Regions from separate parts of the Homo sapiens genome. Here region 2 is linked to region 1. A link is a loop called in an ENCODE intact Hi-C map of the cell type or tissue named here. Cell type or tissue: chondrocyte. All regions are shown on one strand. Each heading gives the region's core, and the rest is flanking DNA. Links, peaks and the distances in the headings are about the cores only.

The links. A loop is a pair of places that touch in the nucleus more often than their neighbours do. Peaks named below come from ENCODE experiments on the same cell type or tissue, not always from the same donor. Only the 100,000 strongest peaks of a DNase experiment are listed, where the experiment ranks them.
Region 2: a loop joins it to region 1, with 2.7 times the contacts of the local background. A loop is called at or near these places in 2 of 110 quality-filtered maps.

The regions. Positions count from the first base shown.
Region 1 is chrX:153,920,027-153,925,384 of GRCh38, forward strand. It overlaps ARHGAP4 (Rho GTPase activating protein 4), which reads right to left. Exons shown (of 22, transcript NM_001666.5): 2 at 1,579-1,783; 3 at 1,339-1,501; 4 at 1,071-1,133; 5 at 600-782. Among named protein-coding and RNA genes, the nearest start is that of ARHGAP4, 3.6 kb to the right of the region's middle. RefSeq lists enhancers at 915-1,417, 3,398-3,898, 4,405-4,534. In chondrocyte, for the core only: CTCF peaks have their summits at 2,993 (motif pointing right) and 4,209 (motif pointing right); DNase peaks (open chromatin) are centred at 708, 1,264, 1,615, 3,091 and 1 weaker place.
Region 2 is chrX:153,829,483-153,834,840 of GRCh38, forward strand. It overlaps PDZD4 (PDZ domain containing 4), which reads right to left and starts at 1,062. Exons shown (of 8, transcript NM_001303512.2): 1 at 757-1,062. The coding sequence starts at 816. RefSeq lists a silencer at 4,705-4,951. In chondrocyte, for the core only: no CTCF peak of the experiment used is centred there; no DNase peak of the experiment used is centred there.

The sequences.
Region 1 (5,358 bases), core at 146-5,145:
CACCCACCTCAGCCTCCCAAAATGCTAGGATTACAGGCGTGAGTCACCGCACCTGGCTAAAGCTGGCACGCTAACCACAGCAGCCAGGGAGACCTTCCCCCAACACAGCCAAACTCTGTCATTTCCCCTAAGAACACCTGAGATGCTCGACTCCCTCCTCTGCTCCCAGAGTCCCAGAGACCATGACTGTCAGCCACGCACAGCCTGGCGGCTCCATCCAGGCATTTCCCAGCCTCCCCACTCTCTGTACTGGGCTCACCTCGAAGGCCCTTTCTCCGTGCGTGTCACCCCATCACCCACCCTAAGTGTCTTCTTGCCCCCCTCTGAAACCTTACGGAATGGCTGGCAGAACAGCAGAGCTGCAGGGGCCCCGCTGGGAGCATGGAGAGGCTGCATGGGGCTGTCCAGGGCCAGGCAACTGTTTTCCCCACTCTCTCAGGCCCTGGGAGCCTTCCGTATGGAATCCCTGGAACCTGATGGCACTGTCCTGCCACTCCTGCCCTCCCCTGCACCCAGCCCTGACTTCCCCCTCAGCACAGCAGGTCCTAGTTAGGGCCCATGGCCCATAGGCCTGCGTCTGAGGTGCCCTCCAGGCCCACCTTCTCCACCAGCCTCCCTCCCTTCTTGAGGGAGCTCTTGCGGAGGGGCCCTGCCTCAGTGGCACCAGCGGTGGTGGTGGGGACACTCCGGCCTGCCCGCTTCTCCTCCTGCCGCTCGGCCTCCCGGAGCTTGGCCTCGGCATTCACGCTCTCCATGTGATATGCCTGGTACGTCTTCTTGGCCTGCAGGGAGACCCAAAGCAAGGTGGTGCTGGTGAAGGCCACGGCTGGGCCAGCCCCCAGCCCTCTACCCCTGCCCCTCTGGAACTTGGACCTCAGAGCTGGGCGATCCCATGTGAGCACTTAGCCTAACGCCCTGTGCCTAGGGAGAGAGGCCTTTGCCCCTAGGTGCGTGCTTCTCCCTGAGCCTGGCTTGGGGTGATGTGATGGTCTGGCGGTGTTCCTCCCCCACTGTGAGTGGCATTTCTCCCTGGACCATTGGGGCAGGCCCCTCCCCAGCCCTTTCCTCACCGTCTGGAGCTCTGAGACCACCTCCAGGAGCTCATCCTGCAGCTGCTGCTCCAGATCCCTGCTCTAGAGGCAGAGGCAAGGGTGAGCACGGCACTGCCCAGAGCGGCCCCGCCAGGCACTGGAAGCTCTGCCCAGATCAAGCCCCATCGGGGGGGCACACAGGTTCGCTCTGCCTGCTCCCCACCTGGCCTCCAGTGCCCTCCCAGCCACAGTGCCTCCTGATCCCAAAGCCTCGAACACTTCCCGTGGCCCAGGATGAGAGCCTCACCTTCTTGACCAGGCGCCCCACGTCCTCTGCAATGTGACTCAGGCGCTGGGCCAGGGGCCCGGCCAGCACCTCACTCAGGGCCGCGCTCTCCCGGCTCTGCTGCCGCGTGTGCTGCAGCAGCACCGCCCAGCAGTGCAAGGGCGACAGGAGGGACGGCTCCTTCCTGGGGGTAGAGGGGCACTGAGACCTGGGAGCGGAGCTTGGGCCCTGCCGTGGCCCCCCTGCCAGCACATCACCTACCGGAAGCTTTGGTGCTCCCGGCTGCTCCCCAGGCGGCCTCCACGGCTGGAGAAGCGCTCGGCCAGCTTTTCCAGGCCCCGGGAGTATTCCAGCTCCACCTCAGCGCGGCGCCGCATGAACTCTGCCAGCTCCTGCAGCAACTCCCGCCGCAGCTCGCCCTGCAGCTCCAGGCAGCGCAGCTGCTCGCTCAGCTGCCAGCGCATCTCTGTGGGGGGAACCATGGCTCAGGCCTGGTCAGCACGCCCTGCCTGGGTCAGCCAGGCCAGCGTGGGATGGGAGAGGCAGAGGCACACAGACCCCAGTCCCGTCGGCTCTGAGGGCTCCTTCGGACCCAGCCTAGGCTGAGGGCAAGAGCTAAGAGGGGAGGAAAGAAGCTAGGCCCCTGCAGGCAGATCTGGCCTCAGCTGTCCAGCCGACCTCTGCGCTGAGGCCAACAGATGGCCAGAGCCACCCGGTTGAGGGGGAAGGGGAAGGGTGTCCCAGAGAGAGGGGAGAGCCGCCCCAGCGCCAGCCAGGCACCTTTCAGTTTGGCTTCCTGTCTCTCCCTCGTTCCTGGAAAGCCTCTGAATGGTTTCCCCTGCGACTTCCTTTCCCGCCGGTACCCAGGCTCCGGGAGGTGGCAGCCTCCCTTGCAAACACACGGATACACAACACACAGATCACAGTGCTGCTCAGGGCAAGCCTGCAGCGATCTCGCAGTCTCAGTGGCTGGGGAAGCCTGCCCTCAGGCCCCAGGGGAAAGGACAGTCCACAGTGAGGGCTGGGAGCCAGGGAGAGCTGATCCGGCCTTGTAAGTGAAAGAATGGGGCAGGGAGCTAGCCCCCGTCTTCTGACCCCACTTCCCACTCCCAATCACCCCCCGCCCCACCTGTGCATTCCCCCACCCTGCAGAGAGAGTCACACCCAGGGCCCCATACTGCCGGCCTTTTGACACCCTATCACTGGCTTGATTTGGCAACGCTGCTTCCCCCACACAGGCCTGAAGCAAAGAAGTGCCTGTCCAGCAAGTTTAAGCAACCTGCGGAAGACACTTTTGCCATCTCCTGAGTGCCCGTCCCGAGTAAATAAGATGCTAGCTCAGCTTCTGGCCAGCAGGCTGCCCACCTACTCATCTCCATCCACATCCCCAGGGAGGGACATGAATTGATGTCTTCATTCAGCAGAATGTTGATTATGCACCCATTCTGTGGCAGGCACGTTTTAAATACAAAGGCAAAGAGGTTTGACCAAGTGTCTGCCCTCTTGGAGCTGGGATTGGAATGGGGCACGAACACATATCAGAATGCCCAGGAGTGATGGGTGCGGAGAAGATGAACCCACAAAGCAAGATCAGAGCCAGGGGTGGGTGGGGACAGGGAGGACCTCTTTTTAAAGGAGGGTGGTCAAGAACAAGCCGCATCGTTGGAGCAGAAGGCTGGAGCTGGCTGTACGTGGGCAGTAGGGGGAGTCCGAGAGACCGGTAGGGACAGATGGCACAGAGCCCGGGGTCTGGGCAGAGCTCCCAGCTGGACTCCGAGTGAGAGAGGAGCCACAGTAGTGGGGTGATGTGGTCCAGCTTCGTTTTCAGGGCCCCCTCACACTGCCAGGTGGAGCCCAGGTGGCAGCTACTGTGCTAGTCCAGGCAAAAGACGGCAGGATTCAGACCAGCAGCAGCGAGGGAGGACTCCGCTGAGAAGAGCTCAATCCCATTGGATTTCTGTCCCGCCAGTGACTTCCCAGGGGCTGTTGCATGGGGACCCTGTGGGTTCCGCCTGCCCAGCATCCCTACCTCCTCCCCTGATCTCCTATTGGAGAATGTCCCCTTCCTAGTCTCAGCCCCCTTGACTCCAGGTGCCCCAGCCCTGGCTGCATGCGTCACCCATCCCTCTGTCCCTCCACTCCCTGCCCCCACCAGACTAGCCAGGTGAGGGACCCAGGAGCCTGACCCTTCCAATTGAATTACTGAACAGGAGAGCTCTTCCCACCGGCAGATCAAGCTGGGTAAGTGGAAGCCTGGGGCACGGGACCTCCCGACAGAGCAGGGCAGAGCCCACGATGCCAAGTGAGACAGATGGAGAGTGTCTTCATCCTATCCGAGGCTGGCCTCCTGTGGTTAACTCGTCAGCTCCAAGGCCAGGTGGGGTGGGCGCTAATGCCATTTGAAATCAGGAGAGTCCTCACTGAATCAGTTTAACGTTTTGTTTTGATTTTTTGTTTTGAGACGGAGGATGTTGCCCAGGCTGGAGTACAGTGGTGCGATCTCGGCTCACTGCAACCTCCGCCTCCCGGGTTCAAGCGATTCTCCCGCCTCAGCCTCCCGAGTAGCTGGGACTACAGGGGCGCACCACCACACCCAGCTAATTTTTGTATTTTTAGTAGAGACAGGGTTTCATCATGTTGGCCAGACTGGGTCTTGAACTCCTGACCTCAGGTGATCCGCCCGCCTCGGCCTCCCAAAGTGCTGGGATTACAGACGTGAGCCACCACGCCTGGCCCAGTTTAACATTTTTTGATAAAAGTAAATTTCATTTCATTCCAAGAAAGGTGTTAGACAACTGCTCGCCTCACTGGCCCTCTGGAGCCTGCCCTGCCCTGCTTCCCCCAGAGGAATACAATCCCTGGGGACTTATGACAACTGAACAGTGCAGAAGGAACCAGCAGAGGGAACCGCTGCCTTTCTTCATCACTGCCGGCAGCAAAAGCTGACTGGAAGCCATGTCCTAGTCCAGATCCGGGCATGCACACCGGCTGGTGTTGAGCAGGCAACTTGTGAATTGCAAGTCGATTGCATTGGTGGCTTTCCTGGCAGAGCTTTCGGATCTCAGTTCAGACAAACTCGTCAGCACACCCTGTCCTGACCTCCCCCTAAACTAGGGCTGGCCCTCTTCCGACCCCTTCTTGGCACCGTGCACTTTCCTTCCCTTTGTAGTGCTTATTATCATAATGCAAAGTCTATGTCTCCCCCACTAGACCCGTGAGCCATGTGAGGGCGGGGTGGCCACTGACGCCATTTGAAATCAGGGGAGTCCTCATTGAATCATTGCTTTTACTCTGGGTAAAAAGCCAGGGCTGGAGGGGCTGGAGTCGGGGTTCTCTCTGGTACAGCAGTATACTCCCAGGGCCTGGGACAGCACAGATGTATAGGAAACATCTGGCAAAAGGAGAGCTGGAATCCATGTCTGCCTGAATTACAGAGCTGGGCCCCGGGCCCCACCAGCACTTCCTGTGAGCAAGGCATTTGGTCTCACTTCTGCTGACAAGCAAAACAGAAGAAAAGATGGTCTCCAAAACCACCGCTATGCTGACCTTTGAGAATTTAGGGTGTCAAGACAGTGACCCCACTTTGTAGAATGGTAGGAAGCTTTTCCAGGGTGTGGGATGCAGACCCAGAGCAAGTGAGGAACCCTTAGACAGTCGTGCTCGAAACCCCAACTTTTCAGTGTGAAATCACTGACCCATATTTGCTGACTGAAGTTTTCCAAGTCTTTCAGCTTCATGGCATTTTGGGGAAGCAGGATGGAGATCATTACCTCCATCTGAGCAAGATGATGGCGAGGCTTGGAAAGCTGGCTCACCCTGTGTAGTCACCTCAAGCTGGCTCTGGACACAGGCTGCCTTTTCCAAAGGAGGACTGGAGCATACTTTGGTATAAATTGCTTGCACTGAATAATGATGTTAGAACCTACATCTCTGGGTTCAAAGGCACTTCAAGGGTCATTGCATTCTACGTCCTAGAAGTTGCAGTGCTGTATGACCACGGGCAAGTCACTGCACCTCTCTGAGCTTGTTTCCGTAATTGGT
Region 2 (5,358 bases), core at 274-5,273, 90 kb before region 1:
ACACAAATGCGGGGCCGGGGGAGCCTCCGCGCACACAGAGACGGGGCACAGGAACGCACTCACGTAGTCACGCCACGCACAGGCAAGAAGCCCCGTTCCGGGCCGCGGGGCTGGGCTCCAGGTCCGAGCTCCGGGCCCCGCGTCTCCTTCCCTCCCCGCGGGGCCCTGCTGGTCCACGCCCCGCAAAGCCCGGCCAGGCACTGCCACCCGCAGAGAGCCCAACCCGCTGATCCCGGCGGCGCCCACTCACCCGAGACGCCTAAGGCCCGGGAGCCCATCGTTCGGGCAGGGCCAGGCGGGAGTGGGTGTCGGGGTGGGCACCCAGCCCCCGGACGGACTTGGACCGCGCCCGGGGACGCCCACGCACTCCCACGCTCCAGGCCCGCCGGGATCTAGATTCGGCGCCCCCCGCACGGCGGGAGCCTGGCTCCCTCCCCCGCCCTGGGTCCTGCGGGGAGAGCGTGTGCGGGGAACTGCGCTCGTTGCTATGCAACCTCCATCCCGCGCCCGCCGCACCGCGCCTCCCGGGACGGAAGCGCGCCCCACCCGGGCCAACCCCAACTTCCCACCCCACCCGTGGCTGGTTCCCACGGAGCGCCAACACCCAACAGCCCCAGGATGGGAGGGTGCGGACGGCTCCCTACCTTGTCCTCCTCGAGCCCTCCCGCTCTCCCACGCCCGCCGCTCCGGGCCTCCCCACTGGCCCGCTCCTCCCCGCGGAGGGCCGCGCCCCCGCCGCAGCGCCGGCGGCCCTACCTGCAGCATCACTTTGTACTGCTCCTCCGGTTTCTGGACCACGCACATATTACATCCCATGTTGCTGGCCGGCGAGAGGAGGCGGAGGGCGGGAACGGGAAGACGCCTTTCACTGACCCGGGCGCGGGACCTCGGGTCCCGGGCCGGGGCCAGGGGCCATACCCTGGCGCGGGGGGCGGGCCGCCTAGCGGGGGAGGGGGGCACGCCCCCGAGGTGGGGGCAGCGGCTCGCCCCTCAGGTTAACTCTTCGCTGGCCGAGGCCAGGCGCGGGCATGCTCCCTCGCACCCGGCCAGGAGAAAAAGGGCAGCGGGGGATGGGCGGGCGCGCCGGGCGTTGCCAGGCTACGGCCCCCCAGGGAGCGCGGGGGCGCGCCGGGCCGCCAGGGGCCGTCAGGGGCCGTGGGCCGCGCGCCTCCCCGCCCGCGGGGCCCGCCGCTGCCGCTGCCGCCTCCGGCTCCTGCCCATGGCCGCCAGCCCCGGGAGCCCGGCCCTCGCGCTCGGCGCCGCGGCCCGGCCCGCGACAGGGGGGCAGCGGCGCGGCGGCGGCCCCCGCCCGCGGCCAGGCCAGCGCCCGCGCTCCCGCCTCGCCCGGCCGCGCTCTCGGAGCTCCCGGCGCCCGCTCTTCGTCCAGCAGCCGCTGGCCGTCTCCAGCTCCCGCCCGGGACGACGGGCACGCGAGCGCGCCCACGGCGGCGGGGGAGGGGCGCGGGCACGGGGCGCACGCGCGCCGGGAGGGGCGGGGAGGGGAGCGGGGCCGGCTGCGGGAGGGAGCGGCGGGGGCGCTGGAGCCGGCGCGGGAAGCCGGGGGCGGGCGCTCGACGGAAGCGGGCGGGGGTCCTAGGCACCCCACGACACCCGGCGTCCGGTCCTGAGGGGCGGGCACCAGGCGCGTTGTCTGCGCGATGCCGCTCTGGGAGAGAGGGGTCCTGCCAGGAGGAGCAGTCTCCTGGGTCCCCCAGAGAGAGTCCGCGATTTCAGCCCCTCTCCCCGGTCTTGGACGCAGCAGCCCTCACGCCTCTGCTCCTTCCTCGGGCTTCGCCTTAAATGACTGCATCCCTCCTTCAACTCAGCCATTCCCTGCTGTCTTTGAAACGGACACCTTTGTTTAAAACAAGAAAGAAAGAGAGAAAGGGAGGAAAGAAAAGAAAGAGAGAAAGAAAAAAGGATGAGCGAAGCGTGGGGAGGGGGTGGGTCGTGGGGAGAGTGGCCTCGGAGGCCTTGGGACCCGGGCCTGCACACAGCACTGGCCAGCCTGGGCCCGCCGCCTACCTGTTCCTCAGCCCCAGCCCTCACCCGGTCCCCGCTTTCACAGCCCTTCCATCTCTTCCTCTTCTCTCCCACCACCTCCCCGTCTTCTTGGACAAGCCTGGAGGGAGAAGGCCTTTGCCTGGAAAGCAGCAGCGGGTGGAAGTCTGCGTTCCCAGAGGCTGCCCCGGCTGCAGGAGATCACTTGGAGAAATTGCTACATGCTTCATTTCCAGGTTTGGGCAAGTGAGGGAACCCCCAGCCACACGGGGCTGTTGAATCGGAGCCCTTCCTTTCCTCCCTGGCTCCTCGTTAGAAGAGAAATCAAGAATGGCGGGCCTGCCCAGAATGTGGAGAAGAGAGGCGAGTTTCTTATCCAGGGCTTCTCCCAGAAAGCAGAACTTGAGACAAGGGCTGGTGTGCAGGTTGCAACCTGCCACCCAATGGCTGGCTAGTCTTGAGGAATGGCGTCATATTGAGGGCTCAGCATCGGTCTCTGCAGCTGGTGGATGGAAGAACATTCACTAGCGGCAGTGTCTAGATGAGCCGTGGTAAGAGGAAGCCCTTGCCGTTGGGCTTATACAGAGCCTCCAGCCCTCCCACCATGGCCACTGGCATCGTGGGTCCATCGCATCCTGGGGAGAAGCTGGCTGACCTCCACCAGATGGTCCCCTCTGTTCGCTAGCTTCTGGCGCGCCCCCTCCACACTGCATGCTCCCCAGCGGCATGGGCGCGAAGACGAGCACGGGGCCCCACACTCTCCCTGAGCACTCCCGTAGGTACCTCTTCGCCAAACCTGTCTCTTCTTCCAATCTTCCTCCACCCGGGTCCCTGACCAGTCAGCCCAGCCATTTTCCACTGCCCGGGGGTCATGGACACCTTCATCTCAGGCCATTTCTCCCTCTACAAAGTAGACAACCTAGTGTCTTGCTCCCCTAGAGGATGTCCCCTCACTGCTGTCTCTCAGGGCCACCCTGCAAAGGGCCTCAGTGTGACAGCAGGTGTTTTTCCTAGTGGTGACATGAGATGACCAGTCGAGGACCTGGGTCTGAGTCAGTCATGGGGACACCCCATCACCACCTCCCATGAGGCCATAGGTGTGAGCTGAAGGGGCATACCAGTGTGAAAGAGCCGGGTGACCGGGGGTCTGGACTGCCTGGGCCTCAATGTGCCATCTCCACCTCAATATTCAGTTCACAATGGGTGGCTTGGGTCACACAGGCCCTGGATGCCCCATGATCAGGCTGTAAGTCTCTCCTAGGTCCCAGTAGCATGGCCACAGCTATGCTTTTTTCAGTGGTGAGTGAGTAGCTCTGCCACCGAAGGTGTGGCCCTGCCACAGCCTCTATGGTCCCTGCTGGGATCCTTCCATTGAGGCTTCCTGAGGGTTCCGCACAGCATCCTGGCCTACCATGGACAGATCCCTCCAGCACCGTTAGGTTGGCGGGCTCTCGCTGCTGGTGGCAGAGCAGCTTGCCCCGCAGCCCAGTCCTCCTGCAGGGTCCTTTCTTGCTCTGGATCCCACTCAAAACAGGTCTCAGTTAGCCGGGCGTGGTGGCACGCACCTGTAGTCCCAGCTACTCAGGAGGCTGAGGCGGGAGGATGGCTGGCCCCAGGAATTCAATGTTACAAGGAGCTGTGGTTGCACCACTGCACTCCAGCCGGGGCCACAGAGTGAGACTCAGTCTCTAAAACAACAAAACAAAAAAAGAACCGGTCTCGCCTGTGTGTCCGAAACCCCGCTCCATTAGACATTCCACCAGTTTGGTGATCTACCCAGCATCATGCCAGATAAATCCATTTTCTTGCTAAAGTTAGAGTCAGCTTCTCCCTGTAATCAGAAAACCCTAACAAATATACAGCCCTGGGAGAGCGTCCGGGAGGAAGGACATGAGAGACAGCTGATCATGGGGCAGTTACTGCGCTTGACAGTGCAGCTTGAGGACAGTGCAGTGACATCCCAGCACAGCAGTCAGGCTGGAGCGGGCGATTGCGCTCAAGATAGAGACAGGGTGAGGGCGGCACCACCATGCTCCCCGGGGCACTCCAGCATTCTTTAACCTGAAGATGGGTACCCAGGTGAGTCTGGCCCAGATTCCTATCTGGATGGGTCCTATCTTACTCTGTGCTGATGAGGTAGGTCCCTGCTCTCCCTCCACGTCCCAGAGCTTGGACCCACTGAGGATGCCATGACACCCCACAGAAGGGCTCCACTCTGACCCACCATAGAGAGCTGCAAAAAGGCCATGGTGCTCTTAGAAGCAGGACACACAGAAGATCCCACCCTTCTGACTACAGTTGTCCTTCGGTGTCCACGGGGCATGGGTTCCAGGCTTCCCCCTACTGGGGATACCAAAATCCATGGACACCCAAATCCCTGATCTAAAATGACATACTATTTGCATAGGACCTTTGCTCATCCTCTCTAATGCTTTAAATCTTCTCTAGATTACTTGTATTACCGGATGCAATGTCAGTGTTACATAAACAGTTATAGTGTAATGATTTTTTTTTTTTTTTTTTTTTTTTTTTGAGATGGAGTCTCACTCTGTCGCCCAGGCTGGAGTGCAGTGGCGCGATCTCGGCTCACTGCAAGCTCCGCCTCCCGGGTTCACACCATTCTCCCACCTCAGCCTCCCTAGTAGCTGGGACTACAGGTGCCTGTCACCATGCCCGGCTAATTTTTTGTATTTTTAGTAGAGACAGGGTTTCACCGTGTTAGCCAGGATGGTCTCGATCTCCTGACCTCGTGATCCGCCCAACTCGGCCTCCCAAAGTGCTGGGATTACAGGCATGAGCCCCTGTGCCCGGCCTGATTTGTTTTTTAATTTGTATTATCTTTATTGTTGTATTGCTATTTTTTATTTTTCAAGTGTTTTCCATCCATGGCCAGTTGAATCCTCAGATGTGAAACCCACGGATATGAAGGCCAACTGTATTTTTTCCACTGGATGCGTGCAATCCCCAGTCCCCAGCCCAGCCGTGTCAGATGTGTGAGTGGGGACCCATGTTTCCCAGGAGTCTCTAACGACCTTGCCCACTGGCTTTTCCAGAAGGGACTGTCAGGGAGGCTGAAGCCAGACCACGACCCAGAAACTCTGTCCAGCTCCCTTCTCCTGGGAGCCTTGGCCTGGAGTAACCGGGTTGCCCTTTCCTTACTTGGCCATGAGCTGAGTTTGCTGCTTTGTTTTCTCTCTCTCCATGGGTCGTGCTGTTGGCCTTGTATCTAAAGAAGTCATCACCAAACCCAGTGTCACCTGATGTTCCCATGTTATCCTCTAGGATTCGATAGTTTTGTGTTTTACATTTGAGTCCATGATCTGTTTTGAGATAATGTTTGTGAAGGATGGAAGGTCT